Regions from separate parts of the Homo sapiens genome. Here region 1 is linked to region 2. A link is an interaction called in ENCODE POLR2A ChIA-PET data of the cell type or tissue named here. Cell type or tissue: OCI-LY7. All regions are shown on one strand. Links, peaks and the distances in the headings refer to the core of each region. The heading gives the core; the rest is flanking DNA. Region 1 overlaps DDX54 (DEAD-box helicase 54). Region 2 overlaps OAS2 (2'-5'-oligoadenylate synthetase 2).

The links. ChIA-PET counts read pairs that join two places held together with the same protein. Peaks named below come from ENCODE experiments on the same cell type or tissue, not always from the same donor. Only the 100,000 strongest peaks of a DNase experiment are listed, where the experiment ranks them.
Region 1: POLR2A ChIA-PET joins it to region 2 with 8 read pairs; 4 of 35 experiments call an interaction of 5 or more read pairs at or near these places.

Annotation. Positions count from the first base shown.
Region 1 is chr12:113,168,500-113,177,987 of GRCh38, forward strand. It overlaps DDX54 (DEAD-box helicase 54), which reads right to left. Exons shown (of 20, transcript NM_024072.4): 6 at 8,553-8,594; 7 at 8,341-8,436; 8 at 6,537-6,658; 9 at 6,376-6,437; 10 at 6,141-6,272; 11 at 3,854-4,064; 12 at 1,271-1,405. Among named protein-coding and RNA genes, the nearest start is that of DDX54, 12 kb to the right of the region's middle. RefSeq lists an enhancer at 5,933-6,012. In OCI-LY7, for the core only: CTCF peaks have their summits at 6,067 (motif pointing left) and 6,267 (motif pointing right); DNase peaks (open chromatin) are centred at 4,352, 4,972, 6,062 and 6,592; H3K4me3 peaks cover 2,534 bases; H3K27ac peaks cover 5,000 bases.
Region 2 is chr12:112,987,969-112,997,456 of GRCh38, forward strand. It overlaps OAS2 (2'-5'-oligoadenylate synthetase 2), which reads left to right. Exons shown (of 10, transcript NM_002535.3): 3 at 7,328-7,506. Among named protein-coding and RNA genes, the nearest start is that of OAS2, 14 kb to the left of the region's middle. RefSeq lists an enhancer at 8,660-8,829. In OCI-LY7, for the core only: CTCF peaks have their summits at 5,003 (motif pointing left) and 5,204; a DNase peak (open chromatin) is centred at 5,063; H3K27ac peaks cover 1,109 bases.

The sequences.
Region 1 (9,488 bases), core at 1,855-6,854, 180 kb after region 2:
ATGAGACAAGATGTGTCCAGGGCCCGGGAACCAGCAGGACTGCAGGTGGAGGCCCATAGTTGGAGGCCCACAGATGGAGGCCATGGTGATTGCTATTGTCTGTCCCATGCATTCCCATTCTAGGATGTATACAGAAATGTCCTGTGGGCGGCTGGGCACAGTGGCTCACGCCTGTAATTCCAGCACTTTGGGAGGCCGAGGCGGGCAGATCACCTGAGATCAGAAGTTCAAGACCAGCGTGGCCAACATGGTGAAACCCTGTCTCTACTAAAAATACAAAATTAGCTGGGCGTGGTTGTGTGTGCCTGCAGTCCCAGCTACTCGGGAGGCTGAGGCAGGAGAATCGCTTGAACCCAGGATGCGGAGGTTGTGGTGAGCCAAGATTGCACCACTGCACTCCAGCCTGGGCAACAAGAGCGAAACTCTGTCTCAATAAATAAATTAAAAATGTCCTGTGGGCTTGGTCTGAATGAGCCTCAGCCTCTCTTTCCCTCCGCTGCGCTCCCCTGAAAACTCATCAAGTATAGGGTCACACACTAGATGCCTGCAGGGGCTGGGCAGGCCACACTGACAGGAAGGGGAGGCAGGCAGGGGCTGCAGGGGACCAGGAAGCCTGTCTAATGGGGGTGCCACAGCTTAGCACCCAGATCCAACTGTTTCCCAGTAGATACCAGAAATCTGGATTGTTGTGGGAAATCCTGAGTTTAAAATAGAGGGATTAGCCAGGCATAGTGGCTTGCTTGAGCCCAGGAGTTGGAAGTTGCAGCGAGCCATGATCGCACCACTGCACTCCAGCCTGAGCAAGAGTAAGACCCCGTCTCGTTAAAAAATAGAAGGAATCAGCCGGGCGCAGTGACTCACACCTGTAATCCCAGCACTTTGGGAGGTGGGCGAATCACTTGAGGTCAGGAGTTCGAGATCAGCCTGGCCAACATGGTGAAACCTTGTCTCTACTAAAAATACAATAAAAAATTTGCCAGGCGTGGTGGCGGGCATCTATAGTCCCAGCTACTCGGGAGGCTGAGGCAAGAGAATGGCTTGAACCTGGGAGGCAGAGGTTGCTGTGAGCCAAGATCACACCACTGCACCCCAGCCTGGGCAACAGAGCGAGGCTCTGTCTCAAAAAATAAACAAAACAAATAAAATACAATAAAATAAATAAAAGGAATCATCTTCTGCTGGGGTCAAACCCAGCCCTACCTCCTCCCACAGCCAAAACAGGGCCCATGAACTCCACGGGGACCCCTATCCCCACCCAGCCTCCACTCACCTGAGGGCTCCTTGAGGGGTCGGGCGAGGGTGAGGGAGCGGCCCAGGAACAGGTGCAGATCCAGCAGGTAGGGGATTTCATCAGGGGCCACCAAGGAGTAGGCTGTGCCACTTCGGCCAGCCCGAGCCACACGGCCTGCAGCAAGGAGACGTTCAAGCTTAATTAAGCAAAGAAGGACCCGGACCCAGCATGAGTTCCACAGGCCAGACCCTGAGCAGGTGAGCCTGGCCAAGCCTCGAACCTCACACGGCTGCTGTCCCCACCTACGCACAGGGAAGTTTAATCCCGGTCCCTAGGTTGATCTGTGAGAGTGTGCCCAAGCTGACACAGTGCTCTGGGAGACTAGCAAAAATACAGCAAGGCCCTGCTCATGAGCATGATCAAAACTCTTCAGTGTCCCCACTTTTGAGAATTCCCCGCAAAGATGTAAAGATTCACACACAAGGAGGTTTAGTGTGGCCCTGACTAGGACAGCCCCAAGTTGGAAACTAAAGTCTCAAGGGTAGAGGACTAGATAAGTGAATTAGCTGATGGCCACACAGTGGGAATTAAACAGCTCAGGAAAAGAGTGGGCAAACTGCAGCCTACAGGGCCAGGCTGGTGGCTCACGCCTGTAATCACAGCACTTTGAGGGGCTGAGGTGGGAGAATCACTTGAGGCCAGGAGTTCGAGAACAGCCTGGGCAAAATAGCAAGACCCCATGTCTACAAAAAACGAAAATTAGCCAGATGTGATGGTGTGTGCCTGTAGCCCTAAGTACTTGGGAGGCTGAGCTGGGAGGATTGCTTGAATCTGGGAGTTCAAGCTTACAGTGAGCTATGATCATGCCACAGCACTAGAGCCCAAGCAACAGAGTGAGATCCCGGCCCCCTGCTTGTCTGTGTAAATAAAGATTTATTGGAACACAGCCACACTCATTTGTTTATATATTATCTATATAAATGAATAGGCAGCAGTCACACGACAGCAGCAGAGATGAACAGTTATGACAGAGACAGTATGGTCCACAAAGCCTAACGTTTCATGTCTAGCCCCTTACAGAAAAGATGTGCCAACCCATCACAGAATGACATTTCATAGTAAACGAAAAACATTCGTGATGTATGGTGATGTAAAAAGAAAAAAACAAAAAGCCAGTTATAAAAAAGAACACCCAATATGATTGCAATTTTGCATGAAGTACCTAAATCACTACATAGCATTATATTTTGGTTTGTCTCTGTATCTTGGGAAAACAAGGTGTTATGACATTTGGAGATTTCATTTGAGGTTGTCTGACCGGCACTGTTGGTCTTGTGAGGCACAAGAAATTCCCTTTGGGGGCGTCCTGGGGACCTCCCTAGGGACATGCAGAACCAGCTCTCCACACAGCAACAGAAACTAGGGGACAGCAGACAGCAACAAGGGGGAAGTGCACCCACCACATGACACTTATGAATTAAAAGAAGGCAAAGAAAGTAGAATAACAGTTACCAGGGGCTGCGGGAGGGGAATAAGGAGATTTTGTCTGACGGATAGAGCTTCAATTTTGCAAGATGGAAAAGTTCTGGGGCCAAGCATGGTGGCTCACGCCTGTAATCACAGCACTTTGGGAGGCTGAGGCAGATGCATCACTTGAGGTTAGGAGTTCAAGACCACCTTGGCCAACATGGTGAAACCCCTGTCTCTACTAAAAACACAAAAAATTAGCTGGGCCTGGTGGCGAGCACCTGTAATCCCAGCTACTCGGGAGGCTGATGCAAGAGAATAGCTAGAACCTGGGAGGTGAAGGTTGCAGTGAGCCGAGATCACACCCCTGCACTCCAGCCTGGGGTACAAAGCAAGACTCTCAAAAAAAAAAAAAAAAGTTTTGGGGACAGATGGTGGTGACAGTTGCACAATGGGAACAGACTCAATGCCACTCCACTGCACACTGGGAAATGGCAAAATGCTGAATTGCATGCTATGTCTACTTTACCACAACTTAAAATAGAAACATCAGAAGAATGGACACACACCAAAATGACGGCCATGTCATCAGAGAGCAATGGGGGACAGTGATCTCTGAAATGAGACCACAGCTGTTCCGTGACTTACGAAGGGCTGCGTCTCAATAAACCCAATAGCCGTCAAAAACACACGCACGGCACCTAACCCACTAAACATCGCAGCTCAGCCAGCCTGCCTTGAGCATGCTCCAAATACTTCCATTAGCCTACCCTTGGGCAAAATCATCCCACACATAGCCGATTTTAAAATAAAGTGTTGAGTATCTCATGTAACTTATTGAATACTGTACTGAAAGAAAAAAATAGAACAGCTGTATGGGTGCTATTGTAAAGTCAAAAAAACCATAAGCTGAATAATTGGGTTGTTTTTTTTTTTTGGTTTTTTTGAGACAAGATCTTGCTCCGTCACCCAGGCTGGATCGCAGTGGCACGATCGCGAGTTTGAGACCAGCTTAAGCAATATAGCGAGGCTCTGTCTCTAAAACAAGGCCCACAGCCACCCCATGTGCAGTGTCAAGAGTTAAGCCTTGTACCCTCGGCTTCTGCCAGGATCCGGCACCCCTGCCTGCCCCAGGGCCAGCCACGGGCTGCTTACCCACGCGGTGCAGGAAGAGTTTGCCCTTGGCGGGGAAGCTGTAGTTGATGACATTGTCCAGCAGCGGGATGTCCAGGCCTCGGGCGGCCAGGTCAGTCACAATGAGAGTGGAGCACTTGCCAAGCGTGAATTTGGCGAGATTGATCTTGCGGGCTGTCGGGTCTAGGGCACTGTAGATGTGGGCGCAGCTCACCCGCTGGGTCGTCAGCAGCTGCTCAGAGCAAAGATGGTAGCAAAGTGAGAAGGAGACTTGGAGGAGAAAGGAAAGGAAGCCAGACCATGGCGGGGGACGGGCACTGAGGTGCAGAGACAAGACCACGGGTTCTGGAGTCTGGCACCCTTGGTCTGAATCCCAGCTTGCTGGGTGATGCCAGTTTGGGGAGGAATGGAGCTTACAACACCTCCCACCTCTCTGCAGGGTTGTCTGAGGATCAGAGATGATGTGTGCAGAGGGCCCTCTCAGGGAAGCTGCAAATGCCACCTCAGTGCACAAGCCTTATCCGGATTCTGCTACAAACAAGCTGTGTGACCTTGGGCAAGTTACCAAACTTTTCTATGCCTCATTTTCCTCATCTGTACGAATAACTGCCCCTTCTTTGTGCCTTATTATGAGGATCACATGAGTCAGTATATACAGTGCTGAGAACAGAGTCTCAACATGGAACACTCATGAGAGTGCTAGCTGTTCTTTACAGATTACTATTTAAACTGGGCATGGTGGCTCACGCCTGTAATCCAGCATTTCGGGAAACCAAGGCTGGAAAATCACTTGAGACCAGAAACTCGAGACTAGCCTGGGTAACACAGCAAGACACCATCTCTACAAAAAAAATTAAAATAAATAAAAAATGAGCTGGCATGGTCAGGCATGACTTGTGCCTACAGTCCCAGGTACTTCGGAGGCTGAGGTGGGTGGATCACTTGAGCCCAGGAGGCAGAGGTTGCAGTAAGCCATGATCATGCCATTGCACTCCAGCCTGGCCAAAGGAGCAAAACTCTCTCTAAAAAAACAACTGTTTAAAAATTACTATTTTGGTCTTATTCACTGGTGACCCCAGCAGCTGCACAGAGGGAGTGTTGTTAACTGTGTGTGGAGTAAGTGAAACCCAGTGAACCATGTCCTCAGATAACAGACCCAGGTGTAGCTGACAGGGAGGCAGGCACCAACGGAAAGGGGCCCCACTGCCTTCTGGGGCACAGCGACTCCCCAGGCTTTGACCCAGGCGGGGGTCACACAGGCATAACACATATGAAAAAAATCTTTGAGCCACTCACACATGCTAACAGCGCTTCACACAGCTTGCTACATGCAGGTCATGCCTCAATCTTAAGAAGTCAAACAAACCACATACTAAAAATCTACAGGAAAATAACAGGATGGCAGGGACAGGCTTCAAAATAACCCGGATGTAAGGGGAACTAACGGATGAAGGTCAAGACCAGCTATCAGCTGGTAACAGTTGTACCTAGATAACGAGTACCCGGGGTTCATCATATTATTTTCTGATCTTAGAATTGGTTTGAAATTTTCTCACAATAAAAAGTTTAGGCCAGGCGCTGTGGCTTACACCTGTAATCCCAGCACTTTAGGAGGCTGAGACGGGCAGATCATTTGAGGTCAGGAGTTCAAGACCCACCTGGCCAACACGGCAAAACCCCGTCTCCATGAGAAATACAAAAATTAGACAGGCATGGTGGCGCCTGAAGTCTCAGCTACTCAGGAGGATGAGGCAGGAGAATCACTTGAACCTGGGAGGTGGAGGTTGCAGTGAGCTGAGATCGTGCCACTGCACTCCAGCCTGGGCGACAGAGTGAGATACCATTTCCAAAAAAAAAAAAAAAGAAATGTTTTCATAATCCCAGTACTATAATCCCAGTACTATGGGAGGCCAAGGTGGGAGGATCACCTGAGCCCAGGAGTTCAAGACCAGCTTGGGCAACCGAGTGAGAACCTGTCTTTACAAAATATAAAAATAAGTAACAAGTTAGTTGGGCATGGTGACATGCGCCAGAAGTCCCAAGTACTCGGGAGGCTGAGGCGGGAGAATTGTTTGAGCCTGGAAGGTCAAGGCTGCAGTGAGCCACGATTGTGCCACTGCACTCTAGCCTGGATGGCAGAGCGAGGCTCCGTCTCAAAAAAATAAAAAATAAAAATAAAAATGACCATCTTGAGCCCAGGCCCAGGCTCCTGGTCCGCTCTCGTGCTGCCCTCTAGTGACTGCACAGGGAACTGCAGCTCCAAACTCCAGCTGAAGGAGGTGCTCCTCCCACTCAGGACCCTGCTCACCTCAGTGAGGTACTCGGCGTGGTGCTTCGTGGCCACAAACACCACGGTCTGGTCCTGGGGCCGCACCACGTTGTGCAGCAGGTGGAGCAGCACGGCAGCCTTGGTGTCCTCCCGCACGAGGAAGAAGGAGGTCTGTGGGGAGAGGGCATCACGTGTTGGCTTACGGGGTCCTGGCCCAGGGCCTGCAGGGCCCACCTGGACACAACCTCCTGGGATGGGACAGGTGCAGCCTCACCTTCAGCTGCTCGTTGAGCTTGGTATCCACGTCAAGCCGGATGAGCACGGGCTCCGTGAGGCCTGCAGGAGACATGGGGGAAAGTGGGGGAGTCGCAGAGGGACTGGCCCCCAGGCCCCAGCCTGACCCCCAGCCCCCATCTCCACCCCCAGCTCACGCACCAGCCCGGGCAAATTCCACCAGCAGTTTGGGCAGCGTGGCGGAGAACAGCACCGTCTGGTGGCCCCCGGGGAGGCGGGCGATGATCTCCTGCAGCTGCTCTGCGAAACCCATTTCAAAAAGCCTGGAAGGGTAGAGGGCAGGACTGGGTCAGAGGGGGCCTTCACTCCCTGGAGTTCCAACCGCAGCCATCCTTGTCCCCACAACTTCTGCAGTGTCCCAGGGCTTGCCTCACTCTAACTCAGCCCACTCACACTTATCACGTGACTTCATCCTAAACAACAATAACCTTGAAATCTGGAATCTGTCTTGGTCATGTTCTTACAAACTCATGCTGAAATAAATGACAGCAGCCCAGGCTGGCTGCAGAGGCTCACACCTGTAATCCCAGCACTTTGAGAGGCCAAGGCAGGAGGAGTTCAAGAACACCCTAGGCGAGATCCCATCTCTACAAAAATAAAAAATTAGCTGGGGCCGGGCGCAGTGGCTCAGGCCTGTAATCCCAAGCACTTTGGGAGGCCAAGGCGGGCGGATCATGAGGTCAGGAGATCGAGACCATCCTGGCTAACACAGTGAAACCCCGTCTCTATTAAAAATACAAAAAAATTAGCCGGGCGTGGTGGCGGGCGCCTGTAGTCCCAGCTACTCGAGAGGCTGAGGCAAGAGAATGGCGTGAACCCAGGAGGCGGAGCTTGCAGTGAGCCGACATCATGCCACTGAACTCCAGCCTGGGCAACAGAGTGAGACTCCGTCTCAAAAAAAAAAAAAAATTAGCTGGGCATGGTGGCGCATGCCTATATTCCCAGCTACTCAGGAGGCTGACATGGGAGGATCCCTTGAGCCTGGGAGGTCGAGGCTGCAGTGAGCCATCATCACACCACTGTACTCCAAACTGGGTGACAGAGCAAGACCCTGTCACCATCAATCAATCAATGATAGCAGTCCCTCCCCACTTCCCCCACATCCCCCTCCCCACTTCCCCCACAACCCCCTCCCCAACTCTGCCAGGGAGGGTTCCAAGTACTTTACAAGTATCAAGTCTTCTGGTCCTCACAACACCCCTGTGAGGTACGTGCTACTTTATCCCCATTTTGCAGTTGAAGCAGCCAAGGCCCAGAGATGTCCAGTGATTGCCCAAATTCACAGAGCTGAAGTCGCAGAGCTAGGACTTGATCCCACTCCTGTCTGGCTCCTGAGTCCATGCTCTCAACTTTGTGCTTTTAAAAAAATCTCTTTGAAATCCCATGTTAGGGGCCGGGTGCTGTGGCTCCCGCCTGTAATCCCAGCACTTTGGGAGGCCGAGGCGGGTGGATCACCTGAGGTCAGGAGTTTAAGACCAGCCTGGCCAATATGGTGAAATCCCATCTCTACTAAAAATACAAAATTAGCCAGGCGTGGTAGCGCGTACTTGTAACCCCAGCTACACAGGAGGCTAAGGCAGGAGAATCACTAGAACCCGGAAGGCGGAGGTTGAAATGAGCCAAGATCATACCATTGCACTCCAGCCTGGGTGACAGAGCAAGACTCTATCTCATAAATAAATAAATAAATAAATAAATCCCATGTTAGATGTCCTATTATTCATTTCAATACTCCTGAAATGCAAAATTATAAATATTGGTCAGAGAGCCCCAGAGATGAGCTCCAGCACCGCTTATGAGGAGGTCTGCAGCCCACATCTGGGAAGACACTGCTTCGATCTCAGCCACACAGGGCTCTCCTGGCAGAGCCTTCCTCTGGTTGACCTCTCTGCCTCTGCTTTCCCAGTTCAGACACAAGTGCTCAGGGCTGGACCTGCAGCCTTACCGGTCAGCTTCATCGAACACCACGTATTCCACACTCTGCAGCTTCAGGCTCATTTCCACAGCCACATGCACCAACCGTCCGGGCGTGGCAATAATTCTGGAAGAGGGTGCACAGGCCAGGTGACCCCAGGGCCAGGGCCACCACCACAGTTCTCTTACACCCCCACCACTAGGAAGGGATCTCAGGGAGTCATCCCCAATCCACAAACTCACATGTCGGGATTTTCGTGCAGGGCTGCAAACTGGTCTTCCATCCTAGAGAGGAGAGAAGGGGTTAGCTTGATAGAACAGGTCTCTTTGGTTTCCCTTCCCATAACCAAATGTCCAGGCAAGGCTGCACACCCCATCCCCAGGAACACAGACCCAAGGCTTGGAACTGAGGAAAGGCCAGTGCTGAGGTATGAGGCAAAGGCATTGCCCTGACAAGAGATACAAGCTGAAATATGCAAAAGAATGGTAACAACAGAGTTCCTCTGAAGAGATGGGCTCAACTACAGACCTCAATTCACTCCTTCTGTTGTTCCAGATAGCAACAAAGCTGCCTTCCACCCACAGTGCCCCCAGCAACTAACCCCAGAACTACCAGCCCCAACTAGAACCCAGGTTCCATGGATCTCTATCAGCTCCCGTCCTTAAACCCTTTGGGCACAAATCCCTAATTTTAGCCCTCCTCTGCAGCACCCTTGGGATACCTGTAGGAGCCAGGGTAGTCCTGGGCCAGGACTAGCCCAGGGAGGCCTTTCTGACAATCACAAACTTCAGAAAGAATAAATGACAATGGAGACAAAGGCACTGAAAAGCAAACTCTCCGAGAATCAAGAGTGTTAATAGCGGCATCCTTAAACTTTCTCCCTTAAAGGGGCTGCCCTTTAAGGGATAAACTGTGAGATAAGGCATGGAATGAGGCAGGAGACTGGATTCTGATCCCAGCTCTACTATGGAATCATTGCCAAACTCTAACCTGTCACTTCCTCACTTTGCCCATCTGTAAAACAGACGTGGCACCTACTACCTAGGAAGGGTGGTAGATGAACAGCAGGAGATACTACATCTTATGAATCTGAGCTATTACAAACATCCCTCGATTCCTGTGCTTTCTGCTTTCTAACAGCCCACAGCCAGGCGTGGTGGCTTACGCCTGTAATCCCA
Region 2 (9,488 bases), core at 2,232-7,231:
TAATAAAAGATGGCTAGAGTGACTCCATCTTAAAGCAAGTAGCTAGGCACTCAAAAGGAACCTACAGGCTTAATACTTGGGTCTGAAAATAGCCACAGTCTAAGCTGACCACCAATTATAATTGCAGAATATTTAAGGCCATACAAAACATCTCCCACTAAGCCTACAAAATGTCCAGGTGTCCTAAAAGTTCAGCCCACTTAAAGGCAGCATTAATGAGCAGGTTTAGGTTGAAGGATTAATGGTCATCAATACCACTGTTAAGAAGAAAATTCTTGGCCAAATTGAATTTAATGGAGTTTAACTGAGCAGACAATTCACAAATCTAGAAGCCTCCTGAGCCAGAGTAGGTTCAGAGAGTCTTGAACACAGCCACGTGGTGGAAGAAGATTTATGGACAGGAAAAGGAAAATGATGTACTGAAAATGAAAGTGAGGTACAGAAACAGCCAGACTGGTTATAGCTCAGCATTGGCCTTATTTGAACGAGATTTGAACAGTTGGCCACCTTTGATTGGCCGAAACTCAGTGATTGGCACAAGAGTAGGTTGCAGTCTGTTTACACATCCTTTTAGGTTATAGTTCACCATGTACAGAGAAATTTTAGGCCAAACTTAAAATATGTAAGGAGGCAGCTTTAGGCTAAACTTGATTTAACAGCACCAATACCCCCTACCTTTAGTGAGCACATCTGCACATTCCAATTTTAATGACAGCTCCTTAGAATTTCTTATCAACGAAGACACTAACAAAGAATGGCGCATTCCTCCTTCTCCTTTCTGAGGATGCCCTACCCTGTAACAAAGTCGTTTCTAATAAATTTGCTTCTTTCACCATACTCTGTACCTGCCTTGAATTCTTTCCTGCATGAGATCCAAGAACCCTCTCTTGGGATCTGAATCAGGACCCTCTTTTCCAGCAACGCTATCACCTGTAAACCAAAAGTATCTGAGACAGGTCTCAATCTATTTAGAAAGTATATTTGCCAAGGTGAAGGATGTACCCATGACACAGCCTCAGGAAGTTCTGATGACATGTACCCAAAGTGCTCAGGGTACAGCTTGGTTGTATACGTGGTATGGTTTGGCTGTGTCCCCACCAAATCTCATCTTGAATTGTAGCTCCCACAATTTCCACATGTCATGGGAGGGACCCAGTGGGAGGTAATTGAATCATGGAGGCAGGTATTTCCCATGCTGTTCTCATGATAATGAATAAATCTCACGAGATCTGATGGTGTCATAAAGGGGAGTTCCCCTGCACAAGCTCTCTCTGGCCTCCCACCATGTAACATGTCCCTTGCTCTTCCACCATGATTGTGAGGCCTCCCCAACCATGTGGAACTGTGAGTCAATCAAACCTCTTTCCTTTATAAACTACTCAGTCTCAGGTATGTCTTTATTAACAGCATGAGAACAGACTAATACAATACATTTTAGGGAGACATGAGACATCAATCAATGCAGGTAAGATGTACATTGGTTTGGTTTGGAAAGGCAGGACAACTCAAAGTGGGGGCTTCCAGGTCATTGGTAGATTTAAAGATTTTCTGATTGGCAATTGATGGAAAGAGTTATCATCAATAGAAGGGAATGTCTGGGTTATGATGATAAAGGGTTGTGGAGACCAAAGTTTTATCATGCAGCTGAAAACTCCAGGTAGCAGACTTCAGAGAGAATAGATTGTAAATGTTTCTTATCAGACAAGAGCCTGTTCTATCACTAATTCCAAAAGAGAGGGAGGTATCATGAGGCATGTCCAGCTCCTCCTTCCCATCATGGCCTGAACTGGTTTTTCAGGTCAACTTTGGAATGCCTTTGCTGAGAGGAGAGGTCCATTCAGATGACTGGGGGTGCTTAGAATTTTGTTTTTGGTTTATATACCTAAGCCAGGATTGTATCTCCAGCTCCCCCACCTCCTCACTCACAGCCCATCACTAAGTCCTGCCAGTTCTGCCTAACTTGCTCCTAAATCTGCATCATTTCTCTCCCTTCCCACTGCTACTTCCCTAGTCAACGTCACCACCAGGGATGGGGCAATGGCTTCCTAATTGTCTCCCTGCCTCCTGTCTCACTCCACCCTGCAGCTGGTGCTCTCTTTCCATGCACAAATATTGTGTCACACACTCTGCCTCTAATGGCTTTTCACTGCATTTAGGAAGTTGACCAAAAAGGCCAAACTCTGTAAAATATTTTAAGAGGTTTTTTCTGAGCCAAATATGAGGACCATGACCTGTGACACAATCTCAGTAGTTCCTGAGAACGTGTGCCCCAGGTGATTAGGTTACAGCTTGATTTGTATACATTTTAGGGGGACAGAATTTACAGGCAGAAACGTAAATCAGTACACATAAGATGTGCATTGATTCAGCCTGGAAAGGCAAAATGTCTCAAAGCAGGGTCTTCCAGGTCATAGATGGTTATAAAGATTTCCTGATTAGCAGTTAGTTGAAGGAGTTCAGCTTAAGAAAAGGGGAGTTGTGGAAGACAAGGTTCTTATTATGTAGATGAAGCCTCCAGGTAGCAGGCTTCAAGGAGAATAGGTGGTAAATGTCCCTTATCAGACCTTAAAGATGTCAGACGATTAGTTAAAATCTCTCCTGAATCAGGAAAAGATCTGGAAGGGGAAGGGGATTCTCCACAGAATGTGAATTTTTCCACAGGACACAGCTTTGCAGGGCCATTCCAATATATGTCAAAGAAATATATTTTGGGGTAAAATACTTTTGATTTCCTTTAGGGCCTGTTATCTGTCAGGTGATGCCAGAGTTAGGCTGGAATTTGGTGTCATACTGCTACAAAGAGTCTGTTCTGTCAGTCTTGGGGTCTCTATTTTAATGTTAGTGTTTGTCGATTGTGCCTGAATTCCAAAGGGAGGAGGGTATAATGAGGTGTCTGAGCTCCCCCTTCCCATCATGACCTGAGCTAGTTTTTCAGGTTTCTTTGGGGGTTCCCCTTGGCCAAGAGAGGGGTTCATTCAGTAGGTTGGGAAGGCTTAGAATTTTATTTTTGGTTTACAAGGATAAGGATCAAACTCCTCAGCAGGACAGGACTTTGATGATCTGGCAGCCCCTACTTACTTACCTCTCCAGCTGTACCACTCACCACCAACTAACTCTCTATGCTTCAGCCACTCTGGCCTTCCCTGAGCTCCTCAAACCCACATGATGCTAGCTCAACTTGAGACTTTGGCCTATACTGTTCCTTTGCCTGGAATATACTTCCCCCAGCCTTTTATTTTTGGATAACTCCAACTCATCCTTTAAGTCCTCTGGCTCTCTATGTCTGGGTTAGATCCACTTTCCACATGCTCCAGTAGCAATTTGTGCTGTCTGAATCATGGGATTTATCACTTTGCAAACCCCAACTATCTGAGACAGGTCTCAGTTAGTTTAGAAAGTTTATTTTGCCAAGGTTGAGGATGCGCACCCGTAACACAGCCTCAGGAAGTCCTGATGACATGTGCCCAAGGCGCTCAGAGCACAGTTTGCTTTTGTACGTTTTAGGGAGACCTGAGACATCAATCAACATATGTAAGGTGAACAATGGTTCACTCCGGAAAGGCGGGACAACTCGAAGCAAAGTGGGACAATTCAAAGTGGGGAGAGGGCTTCCAGATCATAGGTAGATAAGAGACCAATGGTTGCATTCCTCTGAGTTTCTGATTAACCTCTTCCAAAGGAGGCAATCAAATACACATTTATCTCAGCAGAGGGATGACTTTGAATAGAATGGGAGGCAGGTTTGTCCTGAGAAGTTCCCAGCTTGACTTTTCCCTTTAACCGAGTGATTTTGGGGCCCCAAGATTTATTTTCCTTTCACAACTTATATGGAAATAATGTATTTAGCTTTCTCCTCTCCTAGACTATAAGCTCCATGAGGACAGGTATCATGAGTATCTTGTTCTTCTATGGTCTCTAGTACAATGTTCATTATTAATAATAGTTGTTGGTTGGATGGATGGATGGAGCATGATGGATAAATGGATGGAAGGTAAATGGATGGAAAAATGAATGTAGATGGATGGATGGATAGATAGATATTAAATATATGTATATATTTATGGATGAGGTAGATAGATGGATAGTCTCAAGCACAAAGTCTCAAGTACAGGTGCACATATAATCACAAACTTAAATAATTCCAGGCTGGGCACAGTGGTTCTTGCCTATAATCCCAGCGCTTTGGGAGGCTGAGGCAAGAGGATTACTTGAGGCCAGGAGTTTAAGACCAGCCTGGGCAACATAGTGAAACCCCATCTCTACAAAAGAATTAAAAATTAGATGTGGTGGCATGCAGCTGTATTCCTAACTACTGGGGAGACTGAGGCAGGAGGATCACTTGAGCACAGGAGTTCAAGGTTGCAGTGAGCTATTATTACACCACTATACTCCAGCCTGGACAACGGAGCAAGATCTTGTCAAAAGAAAAAAAAAAAAGAAAGAAAGAAAAGAAAAGGGGAGGGGAGGGGAAGAGAGGGGAGGGGAAGGGAAAATTCCCAAGCTGAAACTTAAGCCATCATTAAACAAATGGGGAAACAGAAAAGCCCAGGTCTTCTAAGCCCATGGCCAGAGTACCTTCCATCACCTATAGTTTTAAGGAATTTCTGGGTTACCAGGAACCATGAAGAACAATTAGCCCAGGCATCACTGATAAGGAGGAGACATACAGACATCCTGATAACTCACATTCACAGAAAGGTGGCCTGGCTTGGGGAAACATGTACCAGTTTGGGAGGTTGGCAGTTCTGAGTTCTTATCCTGGTCCTACTACTCACTTATGCCTGCCAGCTGTACAGTCAGACTAGAAACTAGATTCCAGGGCCATTAGGATGCTCAGGGTTGGGGGTGGGGGCCTGCTTCAAACAAGGGCTGGAGTCAAGGAGGGAGACAGGTGCATCATAATTCTCATAGGAAAGTCCTCTCTTCCTGTTCCAAGTGCCATGCTGGGAGACCTGGCCAGAGCGCCCTCTACTGGGTTCACCCCATCATGCAAGGATGGTGTGAGAATGAGAAATAAACTCTTCCCCACATGTGCTACCCAGAAGCTGCCACTAGATGGTGGTAAAGCTGCACATTCCAAATTATTATAAGCTCCTTTTTCTGCAAGGAAACACAGGGTCACTTTCTGAGAAAAGCAACCTACAGGGGAATTGGTAACTTGCTTTTCGTTTTGTTTTGTTTTTTAAACTAAATATTAGCCTAACTAATCTGGCCTATTTTTACACCAGGTCCAGGCTGGCTGTCTCCAATTCTGCATCTCTTTCCACCACTGTGTGCCACTACAACTCTCCCCCTAGGGCCTTTGACCCAAAGCAAGAAGTACCTATTTACTTGACTGGCTGGTATTTCCATTATCCTCATCTGTAAATTAGTAATTGCAATTGCACTTGCCAGCTAAGAGTTTTGTGAGGCTTGTATGTTTCACTGTACATAAAAGGCTTAGAGTAAACACACCATAAACGTTAGCTATTTATTATCATTATGGGGGAAGATAGAATGCTCTTTCCGTCAACCTCCCTGCATGCCAAGTGCCCAGAACCATGCCTAGGGAGTCAGTAAATATCCACTGGGGTGTATGAAAGGAACAAGCTAGCTGCTTTCTCCTGGTTTCTTATCTAAATGTGTTTATGGGCCAGGGAGCTGGCTCACGTCTGTAATTCCAACACTTTGGAAGGCCAAGGTGGGAGGATCACTTGAGGCCAGGAGTTCAAGACCAGCCTGGGCAACAGGCTTTTTTTTTTCTCCAAAAAAAAAGCCAAACATGGTGGCACACGCCTGTGGTCCCAGGTACTCAGAAGGCTGAGGCAGGAGGATCACTTGAGCCTTGAAATATATTTGAGGGTACAGTGAGCTATGATTGTGCCATTGCAGTCCAGCCTGAGCGACAGAGAAGACTCTGTCTCTAAAAGTAAGAATAATGATGAAACAAACTCAGTAGTCCTATAGACCATTTTTTGTTTGTTTTTGTTTCTATTTGTTTGGTTGTTTTTTTGTGGGGGGGGGAGGGTTGTTTTGTTTTTTAATGAACATAGAAATTGACCCTTCTGATCTTAAAGCTTGAAACTTACATTTGTTTTATCTAAGTTCCTTCCTCAGAAAAGGAACCTCAGACCTCTCAAAAAGTATCAAAGAACTGAAACTCACCAGTCACTGCATCCAGACAATGGGATGTCAAATCCCTTATTCCTCATGATTACCTCCTTACCCCTCCCTAATTCCCGTTTTCCCACACATAGTTACATTTCTTCCCTGCTATATAGAACCCTAACTTTAGTCTGTCAGGGAGAAGGATTTGAGACTGATCTCCCATCTCCTCAGCTGCAGCACCTGATTAAAGCCTTCTTCTTGGCAACACTTGTTTCCGCCATTGGCTTTCTATGTGGTGAGCAGCAGGACCTAGACTGAACCCCTGGTGTTTCAGTAACAGTAATCAATCAATAAATGTGTTTATTTTATTTTTATTTTTATTTTGAGACAAAGTCTCACTCTGTCACCCAGGCTGGAGTGCAGTGGTGCAATTATGGCCCAGTGCAACATCCACCTCTCGGGGTCAAGGAGTTCGCATGCCTTAGCCTCCTGAGTAGCTGGGATTACAGGCACCTGCCACCACGCCCAGCTAATTTTTGTATTTTTAGTACAGACGGGGTTTCATCATGTTGGCCAGGCTGGTCTCAAACTCCTGGCCTCAGGTGATCCGCCTGCCTCAGACTCCCAAAGTGCTGGGATTACAGGCATGAGCCACCGTGCCTGGCTAAATAAATGTGTTTATAAACAGTGGAACTCAGCTAGCAAGAATGGAAACCCATTGATTAAACCAGCCCCTGTCCCCAGACCTCCAGGGCCCTGCTGCCACCTTGCCTGCCTCCTCAAAGTCCCTGTACCCTGACATTCTGAAGTAAAATATTCACAGGATGGACTCAATGACAGAATATATTGCATGTAAAATATAAACTTTCCTTTCTTCCAGATGTATGCTAACTATGCCAACACAAACAATTTTTTAAAGAACCCACTTGCTCCCTACTAATTTGGATAATTCCCTTTCTCGTTTATAATTCCATCTCTTGTCCCTCCATTAGGTTCTGCTGATCTTGTCTTGGGTTAACACCATACTGTTTTCATTACAGTCAGTTTAGACTACACTTTATTATCTAATGGGCCAAGTCACCCTTCCCTACTATGTTTTATGTAAAGGTACCTGTCCTCTGACCGATTAAGCAAGAGTCGTGTGCTATCAAACTATAACTGACCTTCATTGTAGAGCAACCCTGGCTCTCTAAAACCAGGTTACATAAATAACAACGTTCCAATTTCTGTTTCACATCAGGCTTAAATGATAATCCCAGCCCCTGGATCTATCGAGAGCTCAAAAGATCCTTGGATAAGACAAATGCCAGTCCTGGTGAGTTTGCAGTCTGCTTCACTGAACTCCAGCAGAAGTTTTTTGACAACCGTCCTGGAAAACTAAAGGATTTGATCCTCTTGATAAAGCACTGGCATCAACAGGTAATTTTCCAACTGTCTATATATGGTTATCATTCATTTCCTTTTTATCGAGATAATTGACATCCAGTAAAGTGCAACAATCTTAGGTATACAGCTCAACGCATTTTTTACAATCTTACCAGCAACACCCAAATCAACATAGGGAACGTTTCGTGTACCCCAGAAGGTGCCTCAAGCCCATTGTCCCCCTAGTAATCCTCCCAAACAAACCCCTATTCTAACATCTATTACCACCGCAGATTAGTTTTGCTTGATTTTAAACAAACAATGTAAGTGGGATTATATGGTACATACTTCATGTCTGCCTTCTTTGGCTCAACGGGATGTCTGAGAGACTCATTCATATGGTTGCAGGGTCTTGCTCTGCTGCCCAGGCTGGAGTGCAGTGGTGGGATCTTGGCTCACTGCAACCTGTCTCCTGGGCTCAAGCAATCCTCCCATCTCAGCCTCCCAAGTAGCTGGAACTACAGGAGTGTGCCACCATACCTGGCTAATTTTTGTATTTTTTGTAGAGATGAGGTTTCACCATGTTGCCCAGGCTGGTCTTGAACTCCTGGGCTCAAGCTATGTGCCCACCTCAGCCTCCCAAAGTGTTGGGATTACAGACATGAGCCATGGCACCCAGCCATAGTAGCACTTTTTTTCATTGTTTTCCCATATTCAATTGTATTAATGTAACACACATTTATCCATTCTGCTGCTTTGGGTCATTTTCAAATTGGGGCAATTTTCAAATAGATGATTGGGTCATTTTCAAATTGGGGCAATTATGAATTAGGTTACTATGGGTATTTCCCTACATGTCTTTTTGTGAATGTAAGCATTCATTTCTCTTGGATAAATATGTAGCAGTAGAATTGCTGGGCTATCCAGTGCACATATATGAATGTTGTGTACATATATGCGTGTAAATATATAAAATATATATGTAGTTTGTTTTTTTGTTTAACCATAGCAAATCTTGCCGAATCATTTCCAAAATCTTACCAAATTATACTCCCATCAGCAAGATGTGAGTTTCAGGCATATTCTCAAACCCAACTGGGGATCTGCCCACCCAGCGCAGCAAAGCCAAACAGACTTTGGGATTGCAGTGAGAGAGTGAAGCATTTATTGCAGGGAGCCAAGCAGGGAGAATTGGGCAGCTCATGTTTAAGAGCCGAACTCCCCGATGGCTTACAGGTAAGGGTTTTAAAGGTGAGGGGACAGAGGTTACAGGCAAAGCCATAAATCAACACATGGAGGCTGTACATTGGTTTGACCTAAAAAGGTGGGACGTCTCCAAGCAGGAGGGAGGAGGAGGATGGGTGGCGCTGGTCACAGGATTCAAAGACTTTCCAATTTGTGATGGGTGAAATGGGCGAAGCTTTATCTAAAAATTTCAGATCAGCAGAAGGGAACGTTAGCTCTGGCTCGTAGGTGTGACCTCCTCCAAAACCCTCAGGAAGAAATTTAGAACAAAGAACGAGGTCAGGGTTCAATCCTCAGTTTCCCCTCATCTGAGGTCTACCTGCCAGTGGATTTGCTTGGTGGGGGCCTGAGTTTCTGAAAATCAACTCAGGGACATATGCTAAGATGTTATCTTTAGTTTCTATAGGGAACAAAACATCTTTTGACTCTAACTTCCTTGGCTACTGTTTTAAGTGACTATTACCTTCTTTTTTGTTGTTTTTGTTTTATTGGGTTTTTTTTCACTGCTCCTGTAGACCCTGAACTACTGTATTTTTGCTTATCGAGTTGCTCATTGACTTTTCAAGGCTAGTAAGGTGCCTGGAATTTCCCTCGAAAGAACTCCAGATTTTCCTTTATTTTCATGCTTGTGGGATGGGAGCAGTGGGTGGCCTGCAGACACCTAAGAGAGGTCCCTGCTCCATCCCAGTTGTTCCACATCTTTGTCAAGACTTGGTATTGTCAGTCCACTGAACTGTAGGCATTCTAGCAAAGGACAATGACTTCCTGTAGACCTCTGGTTTCTTGATTTC